Regions from separate parts of the Homo sapiens genome. Here region 1 is linked to region 2. Evidence: read pairs that join two places in POLR2A ChIA-PET (ENCODE). Cell type or tissue: PC-3. All regions are shown on one strand. Links, peaks and the distances in the headings refer to the core of each region. The heading gives the core; the rest is flanking DNA.

The links. ChIA-PET counts read pairs that join two places held together with the same protein. Peaks named below come from ENCODE experiments on the same cell type or tissue, not always from the same donor. Only the 100,000 strongest peaks of a DNase experiment are listed, where the experiment ranks them.
Region 1: POLR2A ChIA-PET joins it to region 2 with 21 read pairs; 7 of 35 experiments call an interaction of 5 or more read pairs at or near these places.

What each region holds. Positions count from the first base shown.
Region 1 is chr7:99,952,745-99,958,124 of GRCh38, reverse strand. No RefSeq gene overlaps it. Among named protein-coding and RNA genes, the nearest start is that of AZGP1, 21 kb to the left of the region's middle. In PC-3, for the core only: no CTCF peak of the experiment used is centred there; a DNase peak (open chromatin) is centred at 2,674; H3K27ac peaks cover 492 bases.
Region 2 is chr7:100,053,827-100,059,206 of GRCh38, reverse strand. ZSCAN21 (zinc finger and SCAN domain containing 21) reads right to left here. Exons shown (of 4, transcript NM_145914.3): 2 at 1,802-2,296; 3 at 1,317-1,509. The coding sequence starts at 2,200. Among named protein-coding and RNA genes, the nearest start is that of ZSCAN21, 6.7 kb to the right of the region's middle. In PC-3, for the core only: no CTCF peak of the experiment used is centred there; no DNase peak of the experiment used is centred there.

The sequences.
Region 1 (5,380 bases), core at 141-5,140, 100 kb after region 2:
TCCCTGTGGATATTAGGAACAATGTCACAGACAGTGTACACACACAGTGCTTACGATATCGAAAATAGTATCATCTCCCCCCTGAATATTACAAACAATGTCACGGGGGGGTCCATCCCCTGTGATATTGGGAGTAATATCATCTTTTCCTCCCCTAAATATTAAAAACAATATCACAGGGGAATGTATACCTCCTGCGATATTGAAAGTAGTATCCTCCTCTCCCCCACTTGGTATTAGGAACAATATTACAGGAGAAGTATACACCCCCTGCGATATTGGGAGTAATATCGTCCTCTTGCCCCTGGATATTAGGGACAATATCACAGGGGGGTATACATCTCCTGCAATATTGGGAGCAATATCATCCTCTTCCTCCCTGGATATTACAAACAATATCACAGGGGGTGTACACACCCTGCGATATGTGGAATAATGTCATCCTCTCTATTCTGGATGCTACGGGCAATATCACAGGGGATTGTACCTCCCCTCTTCTAATATCATCCGCTCTTCTGTTGAATATTATGAACAATATAACATCTGGTGTACAAAGTGACATGCTATTTTAAGGTGGCTGAGAAATTATTAAAGGAGATCATTTTTCTCTCTGCCCCTGAAAATTATAAATGATATCACAGGGGAGTGTATGTTCCCTGAGATATTGGGAGTAATATTATCATCTCTGCCCCTTAATATTACGAACAATATCAGCGGGCGTATTACGAACAATTTTATGAACAATATCACACCCCCTGTGATATTGCTCATAATATTCACAGGAAGGGAGGATGATATTACTCCCAGTATTGCAGGGGGTGTACATTCCCCTATGATATTGCTTTTACTATTTAGGGGAGGAGAAGATGATATTACTCCCAATATCGCAGGGGATGAACCTCCCCCCGTGATATTGTTTGTAATATTCAGGCGGGAGAGAATAATATTCTTTTTTTCCCTTAATATTATGAACAGTATCACAAGGGCGTGTACACCCCCTGCAATATTGGGAGTAATATCATTGTTTCTCCTCATGTATATTTCAAAAAATATCATGGGGGGTGTACACTCCCGTGATATTTGGAGTAATATCACCCTCTTTCCCCTTGGATATTATGAAAAATATCACAGGGGGGGCTGTACACCCCCCTGGGATATTGGAAGTAGTATCATCCTCTTCCCCTCTGGAGATTAGGAACAATATCATAGGGGAGTGTACACCTCCTGTGACATTGGGAGTAATATCATCCTCTCTTCTGTTAAATGTTATGAACAGTATAACATGGGGTGTACAAAGTGACATGCTATTCTAAGGTGACTGAGAAATTATTAAAAGAGATCATTTTTGGCAATGAGACTCTTTGGGTTGGGGCCTCTTCAATTTGCACTTGGATTTGGTCCTACCTGTGGGAGAATCTAACAGTGGTCCTCCTTTGGGGGAGCAAGCAGTGACTGTCGAAGGAACCACATTGGGTTCTCTGGACTCCTTTATCATCCCTGATGCCTAGTCTATGCTCATGGCCCAGCCCTACCCCCAGGTCACCTCCCTTGTCAGGCTCCTGTGTCCCCCACACCCACTTGCTGTTTCATGCTGACCTGGTTAGAAACACTCTTTTTTTTTTTTTTTTGAGATGGAGTCTTGCTCTCTCACCCAGGCTGGAGTGCAGTGGCGTGATCTTGGCTTACTGGAACCTCCATCTTCTGGGTTCAAGTGATTCTCCTGCCTCAGCTTTGTGAGTAGCTGGGATTACAGGTGTCTGCCACCATGCCAAGCTAATTTTTGTATTTTTAGTAGAGATGGGGTTTCACCATGTTGGCCAGGCTGGTCTCAAACTCCTGACCTCAGGTGATCCACCAGCCTCAGCCTACAAAAGTGCTGGGATTACAGTAGTGACCGACCTCCCCTGGCAGAAACATTCTTTTGACCGCCTCTTGGCAAGCTCTTAGGTCTTCACATCTCTGATACATCATTCCCTACGGGGGTTTTTCTCTGGGTGACTCAGTGGCTCTGTGCCCCTCTCCCCAACCCTGACACCTGTCCAGGACTTCAGTTTTCTGAGGTTTCCTCCCCCTTGTCCACCCCACTCCTCTTTCCTGTTACAGATGAGGCCAGATCCCATTTTTAATGTTCTTTAGCCCTGACCTGCTCACACGAGCTTTTGGTTTCCTTATTGACCTAAGCTGTTGATTCTTTATCCTTTTATTTGTTGAGGGTGTCATCCTTTTTGAATTGAAAAATACAGTTGCTGTATTTTTCCCTCTTGATTGAGCTTTCTTCCCTGGGGCTCTATATGTTCAGATAGAACTTTTTGCCCCAGAAGAGGAAATGCGGATTTCATTAGTCTGAAGAAGTAATTTCTCAGCTTTGATTTCCAAGTTGAACCCAAAGCATTAAGAAAAAAAAAAAAAAGCGGGTGGTGGGGAAGGATAACTTCAAATTTAGGCTTTCCAAAAAGATGAGATGTTTGACTTAGAATTCTGAAGGCTGGGAATGATTTCCTTAAGGAGCCCAGCTTGGAGGATGGACTTTGGAATAATCCAGAGTGGGAGGCTGAGGACAGGATGTAAGGAAAGTTCTGTGCCACGGGAAGGAAAAGCACAGACACAGGCAGGTGAGGTTTCATGAGAAGGTCAAGGTGAGAGCTCTGCTGTGTCTTTTGCGGTTGAAACCTGTGCATGGCGGTTGGTGACTCATTTGAGGAAACTCACTCCCTGGGACTTGGAGGGGATCTGACAACCCCAGGGCCAATTCCTGTATCCTTGAGCTGTGCCCTGGAGAGCTGAGGGTTCTCAAACAAGCTCTGGATGTGTGAGCCAAGACCAACATGGTGTGGAGATGCGGAGCGGCTGGAGTGAAGGGCCGGGTCTCCCAGGAAGCCAAGGAGTGTGGGGAAACTGAGGCACAGAAGACGCTTGGGTTTGTGTAAAAGAGTTTTCAGGCCGGGCGCTGTGGCTCACGCCTGTAATCCCAGCACTTTGGGAGGCTGAGGTGGGTGGATCACCTGAGGTCAGGCGTTCAAGACCAGCCTGGCCAACATGGTGAACTAAACACACTAAACACACAAAACACACTAAAACACACAAAAATTTCTACTAAACACACAAAAATCAGCCGGGTGTGGTGGCGGGCGCCTGTAATCTCAGCTACTCAGGAGGCTGAGGCAGGAGAATTGCTTGAACCTGGGAGGCGGAGGTTGCAGTGAGCCGAGATTGCACCACCGCACTCCAGCCTGGGTGACACAGCAAGACTCCATCTCAAAAATAAATAAATAAATAAATAAATAAATAAATAAATAAATAAATAAATAGAGTTTGCAGAATTCTGAGTAGCTCTGTGCCCCATTGCTCCCCCTCCACATCTGGCCAAGACTTGGATCTTCTGAGGTTTCCTCCCCTTCTTCTACCCCTACCCATCTCTCCTGTCATGACGCCAGAGCTCACATTCAAATCTTCCTTTGCCCTGGCCTGCTCATGTTGCCCTTTGCTTTTTTTAAAAAAATTGAAATGTTCCTCCTGTCATGTGCTATTCTTTATTTGCTCAAAGTATTCGACATTACTGTGAAATGTCACTGGCTGGGCAATTTCCTCCTGAGCGCTTTGGCTTATCTTCTCTGACTAAATGGAATAAACCTGTTCAAATCAGTATTTTTACATATTGCTCATCCAATATTGTACAGGAAAAATACTAATATGGGGCCAGGTGTGGTGGCTCACGTCTGTAATCCTAGCACTTTGGGAGGCCAAGGCAGGCAGATTACGAGGTCAGGAGATCAAGACCATCCTGGCTAACATGGTGAAACCCTGACTCTACTAAAAGTACAAAAAAAAAAAAAAGGGAAAATACTAATATGGGGCTAGGCATGGTTGTTCATACCTGTAATGCCAGTGCTTTGGAAGGCTGAAGTGGGAGGATCACTTGAGTCCAGGAGTTCGAGACCAGCTGGGCAACATATTGAGACCCCTGTCTCTACGAAAACCAAAAAAAAAAAAAAAAAAAAAATGAGCCAGGCATAGTGGTGCATGCCTGTAGTCCTTGCTACCGAGTAGGCTAAGGAGGAAGGATTGCTTGAGCTCAGGAGTTCGAGGCTGCAGTGAGCTATGATTTCGCCACTGCACTCCAGCCTGCAATGGCCTGAATTTCCTGTTCAGATCTTTTATGAACCAAATACTACACAACTGTAGTCATGATCTTCTTGGCTGGAGAGAGGCTGGCTGTCACCCAGGGCCACAGGGTGATTAGGTAGAATGAAAAGAGAGTCACCAACTCAAGACAGTAGCACAGTGTCCTTGTGGTTTTGGCTGGTGTAGTCTAAAATCTGAATTATGCAAAGTGTATTTGATCTTGCATCACATCAGGAAAAAGCCCAGTAATCTATTTCATCATGGGGTGTGGAGAAGTTGCTGGAACCATTTCTAGACACAGATTTTGGTTCTCCAGAGGCCAGCAAGTTAGCTTCACTAAGCTTCGGGGCCCACAGTGGGAAGAGATGTCCTGCTGAGGCTCAGCGTTGACTTCACTCTTGTGGAGCAAAGCTGTAGGAACTAAGGGCTTTATGCTAATTAAAAGATGAGGCCAGGTGCAGTGGCTCATACCTGTAATGGGGTCTTGCTATATTGCCCAGGCTGGTCTCGAACTCCTGGGTTCAAGCCATCCTCCCACCTCAGCCTCCTGAATCACTGGGATTAAAAGTGTGAGCCACTGTGCCCAGCCTCCCTTTTAATAGAACTGGTGCTTAATCCACAGCTCTCCTGTCAGCCCACAGTTCTTGAATTTTGGCCTCTTTTATGTCCACATGAATGTAAATATACTTCAGAATTTCCACCCAGAATCTTTGGAATCTAATTTCTTCAATCATTTTACTTTAGAGTCATTTTTAGGGTAAGTGAATCTGCCTGGTTTTCAACTTGACACCCTCTCTAAACGTGAATGAGTTCAAATCATATTCGTTCCTGAGGAATCACACTCAAGCATAGTACAAATCTGTGGGATATGCCATTACAACTCTAGGAATCATGTTCTCAAGGTAAAAGCCTTTAAGAAAAGCTGTCTTGACATATCATGTAAGCATGACAATGGAATACTAAACCAACATAGCTGAGATTTTCCTTATGTCCTATGCTTTTAAATGATCAACCCTACAGTCCTGGAACCAACCTTTATGGTTATCAATACCTCCATTATTTTAAACTATCTCAGGTATCATATTCCTTCTTTTTTTTTTTTTTTTGAGACGGAGCCTCTCACTGTCACCCAGGCTGGAGTGCAGTGGCGCAATCTCGGCTCATTGCAAGCTCCACCTCCAATGGAATACTAAATCAACATAGCTGAGATTTTCCTTATGTCCTATGCTTTTAAATGATCAACCCTACAGTCCTGGAA
Region 2 (5,380 bases), core at 111-5,110:
TCGAAACTCTGTTTCCATGATGGAGTTTCACGTTTCAGACACAGCAAGCATGGAGGGAGATTTCTGAGGGCCATGGACTCTTGTCATGAAATCACACCACACACATAAATAGTGGTCTACACCACCAACACGTAAGCAAAGTCCTGGTTTGAAACTATTAGGATTTGGAATAATATGCCATATTTTTGCAAACATATAATTAAACATTAACTCTGTTTCAAAGATTTAGTTCTAATCCTTCTGGTAAATGAAGGTACTTAAGAGTAGAACCCATAAAATAACAAAATAACATAGGGCCAGCTTGGGCAACATAGTGAGACCCTGTCTGTACAAAAAAATAAAGTTAGCCAGACATGGTGGTCCCAGCTACTTGGGAGGCTGAGGTGGGAGGATCATTTGAGCCCCAGAGATTGAGGCTGCAGTGAGCTATGATCACGCCACTGCCCTCCAGCCTGGATGACGGATGGAATCCCTGTCTCAGAAAAACACACAAAAACACCCCCACAGGGGATGACCATTTATGGCCTGAGATTATTCTATAAACCATAATATATGGAGATTTGAGCTCAGGAGTAGTCACCTAATACAGCTTTGACTTGTGAAAAATGCCCCACCTCTTTCCATAGCTTCAGAAAGGAGGTTGCCAATTATTTCCCATTTGCCCTTCTCAGATCCATTCTCTGACCCGCCCTGTGCCCCAGGAAGCTGACCCTAAGGGCTGCACTGTCTTGTCTTTCCTGCCCTCTGGCTGCCAACTGAGTTTGTCATTGGGGAACAAAAGCAGGAGATTTAAGGGCAGGAGGAGGGTGCAGTTGGGGTATTTATTCCGTTTTCTCCTCATCCCACAGCAGGGCCTACAGCCACAACTTCTATCAAGTGACCCCCTCCTCCATGACTATAGCTCTTACCTGATTCTGGTAAGAGGGTCCCCCTCTGTCCCTTTAGGCTCACAGGGAGTAACAGCTTTTCACTGTTGTCTGGTGCAACACTATTCCTTATTGGTTCATTTGAAGTCTCTACACCTCTGTTAACAGTTTCTTTTTTAAACTCATTTCAATTGACCCTTTAAAAAAAATTATTTGTAATACTCAGACTTCAAAGAGAAACTGATCCTTTAAGAGTGATCCATTCCCATGCTAGGGCCCAGGTTAAGACAGCCTTACTTGGGGGAGGAAAGGGGACTATTTCCACCCAGTCAGCCCAACTAATCAAGTCAATCTATGAAATCACCTCACAACCAAGAATTACTAATTATTCTGCTTCTCCAACCACAGGGGCCTGGGGCACTGAATAGGAGTCTAATGGGTGGTCCTCACCTCGGACCTTTCTTGGATCTTGAGCGAACTCCTGCTCCTCACCAGACTCTTGGATGTACAGGGGCCCCCAAGACTCGTATTTGTGACTGGTCTCCAAGGGCTGTGGCTGCATGCTGCTCGGGGATTCCTTTGCAGTTCCTGAGGAGGATATCTTCTCCCACACCGGTTTCTGTTCGTTTGGAGGAGTTGAGACCTAGAGACAATCAGGAATGGCTAGGTTTGTGCATGGCTCACTTTAAGACCAAGAATGAAAATCCCAGTAGAGCTACATAGAACCTCTAGGAAAGAGAAAAGGAAAACACCCATCCCATTCCATTCCCAAGGCTAAAAGTTAGTTTAGGATGATAGAGAAAAATAGGAGGAAACAAGGTCTAATTCAGCAGAAATTTCCATTCAGCAAATCTTAATGTATGGACAAACCCTTGTTCCTGCCTAGAATGTTACGCTCCCAATCTCCTAGAATAACAAAGGTCTCTCCTGCCTACCTGGTGTCCTGGCTCATCCAGTTCCCGCTCCAGATCTTCGAGGAGAGTGACAGCCTCTTCAGCGCTCTCCGGGCAATGCTCCTGCACCCAGGCCTGGAGCTCCTGGGGCAGGATGGTCAGGAACTGCTCCAGCACCAGTAGCTCCAGGATCTGCTCCTTGGTGTGGATCTCGGGCCTCAGCCACTCACAGCAGAGCACCCGGAGTTGGCTCAGGGCCTCTCGGGGTCCAGGGGTATCATGGTACCCAAACTGCCTGAAGCGCTGGCGGAACATCTCCAGGCTAGGAAGGTACTTGCCTTTCTCTTCTTTCTCCTCGACTTTTACCATCAGAGGCCCCACCTGCTCCTGTGGAGGCCTAGGGCCCAGAACTGGGGCCATGCCTAGTACCTTGGTCATCATGTAAACTCCAGAAACAGCCTCACCAAAGATGGGACTCTGTGGGGCAGGAATATTCGTTCCTTTGGGTTTCCAGTTCTTTAGGGCCACAAGTTAAACCTAAGAAAATATAGTTACCAAAAAATAATCAAACTGAAAAGTGTTTTTGGGTCTTTACAGCCATACCTTTAACACAAGAAATTGTGGAAATTATGTCCACCATAAAACTACCATACAAAAACAACTGCTCAAAATCTTTCTGGAATGAGCTGGGTACAGTGGCTCATGCCTATAATTCCAGCACTTTGGGAGGCTGAGACGGGTGGATCACATGAGGTCAGGAGTTTGAGACCAGCCTGGCCAACATGGTGAAACCCTGTCTCTACTAAAAATACAAAATTAGCCAGGCGTGGTGATGGATGCCTGTAATCCCAGCTACCTGGGAGGCTGAGGCAGGAGAATTGCTTGAACCCAGGAGGCAGAGGATACAATGAGCCAAGCCTGCGCCACTGCATTCCAGCCTGCGCAACAGAGCGAGATTCCATCTCTAAAAAAAAAAAAATCTTTCTGCAATCAGCTCAGGATATCCTACTTTGATTTCAGTGGTCTCCACTTTCCTAAAAAGTGCAATGTGGCATAATTTTAAAGTTAACTTTGCTCCAAAACTAGTTCAGAATCTCACCACTATAGATATTATAGTTTCTGAGATTTTATCAAGCTATCTACTGGCTAGATGCCATCTGTTTAAACCTAAGACATTTAGCTTGAGCAATGAAAATTCACTAGTCAAGGCCAGGCATGGTGGCTCACGCCTGTAATCCCAGCACTTTGGGAGGTGCTGAGGTGGGCGGATCACGAGGTCAGGAGATCGAGACCATCCTGGCTAACACGGTGAAACCTCATCTCTACTAAAAATACAAAAAATTAGCCAGGCGTGGTGGCGGGTGCCTGTAGTCCCAGCTACTTGGGAGGCTGAGCAGGAGAATGGTGTGAACCCGGGAGACGGAGCTTGCAGTGAGCTGAGATTGTGCCACTGCACTCCAGCCTGGGCGACAGAGCGAGACTCCGTCTAAAAAAAAAAAAGAGGAGGGCCGGGCGCGGTGGCTCACGCCTGTAATCCCAGCACTTTGGGAGGCCAAGGCGGGCGGATCACGAGGTCAGGAGATCGAGACCATCCTGGCTAACATGGTGAAACCCTGTTTCTACTAAAAATACAAAAAAAAGTTAGCCGGGCGTGGTTGCAGGCGCCTGTAGTCCAGCTATTCGGGAGGCTGAGGCAGGAGAATGGCCTGAACCAGGGACGTGGAGCTTGCAGTGAACAGAGATCGCGCCACTGCACTCCAGCCTGGGTGACAGAGCGAGACTCTGTCTCAAAAAAAAAAAAAAAAGGAAAATTCACTAGTCAAATGACTGGGCCTGTCAGTATGACCTGAGTCATGCTCGAAGGGTGTAATTAACTAGTACATTAAAAATAACTGAGGTCGGGCGCAGTGGCTCATGCCTGTAATCCCAGCACTCTGGGAGTCCGAGGCAGGCCTGGACTTGAGACCAGCCTGGCCAACATGGTGAAATCCTGTCTCTACTAAAAATACAAAAATTAGCTGGGCATGGTGGTGTGCACCTGTAATCTCAGCTATTTGGGAGGCTGAGGCACACAAGAATCCCCTGAACATGGGAGGCAGAGGTTGCAATGAGCCGAGATCGCGCCACTGCACTCCAGCCTGGGTGACAGAGCAAAACTCTGTCTCAAAAAATAAAAACAAAACAAACTGAAGTGCCAGGTGCAGTGGCTCACATCTGTAATCCCAGCACTTTGAGAGGCCAAGGCGGGCGGATCACTTGAGGTCAGGAGTTCGAGACCAGCCTGGCCAACATGGTGAAACCCTGTCTCTACTAAAAATACAAAAATTAGGCGGGTGTGGTGTTGCACACCTGTAATCCCAGCTAGTCAGGAGGCTGAGGCAGGAGAATCGCTTTAACCTGGGAGGGGAAGGATGCAGTGAGCCAAGATTGCACCACTGCACTCCAGCCTGGGTGACAGATCAAGACTCAGTCTCAAAAAAAAAAAAAAAAGAGAGATCATAAGTAGTTTTCTGACAAACAAAATGGACTTTAGTGCTAACATTCTGTAAACACGGTTCATAGTTATGAAATTAAGGCTTTGATTAGTCTTTTTTTTTTTTTTTTTTTTTGAGACAGCGTCTCACTCTGCTGCCCCGGCTAGAGTACAGTGGCGTGATCTCGGCTCACTGCAACCTCCGCCTCCCGGGTTCAAGCGATTCTCCTGCCTCAGCCTCCTGAGTAGCTGGGACTACAGGCACGCACCACCACGCTCCACCAAAAGAAATGTTGGTGGAGTGTTTAGCAGTGGAATTAAGACATCAGGAAGCAAACCAAAGCATGAAAAGGGAAACTGTAAGGCACGGAAAAAAATGCATACAGAATTATTTCCCAAAATTTGTTCAAAAGCACTATAACTAAGGCGGGGTGCGGTGACTCACGCCTGTAATCCCAGCACTTTGGGAGACCGAGGCAGGTGGATCACCTGAGGTCAGGAGTTCGAGACCAACCTGACCAACATGGCAAAACCCCGTCTCTACTAAAAATACAAAAATTAGCCGGGCGTGGTGACAGGCACCTGTGATCCCAACTACATGGGAGGCTGAGACATGAGAATAGCTTGAACGTGGGAGGCAGAGGTTGCAGTGAGCCGAGATTGTGCCACTGCACTCCAGCCTGGGCAACAGAGTGAGACTCCGTTGCAAAAAAAAAACAAAAAACAAAAAACAAAACACACTATAACCAATAATTTGAATAAAGGATTCTTTGGCCAAATAAGTCTGTATGTACTCAGTACATACCACAGGAGTGCCCAAGTTGAGGACTACTTAAAAATTGAGTCAGGGGAGATGCAACGTCATCTCACCTACTAAAACAAAGGCCTGAGCACCAAAGACTAAAATAAACAAGAAATAATGAGGTAGCTGTGCTGGAGAGCATTCTTTAGAATATTTAAAACGACTGGCCGGGCGTGGTGGCTAACGGCCGTAATCCCAGCACTTCTGGAGGCCAAGGCAGGCGGATCACTTGAGGCCAGGAGTTGAGACCAGCCTGGCCAACATGGTGAACTGGGGCCATACCTAGTATCTTGGTCATCATATAAACTCCAGAAATAGCCTCACTAAAGATGGGACTCTGTGGGGC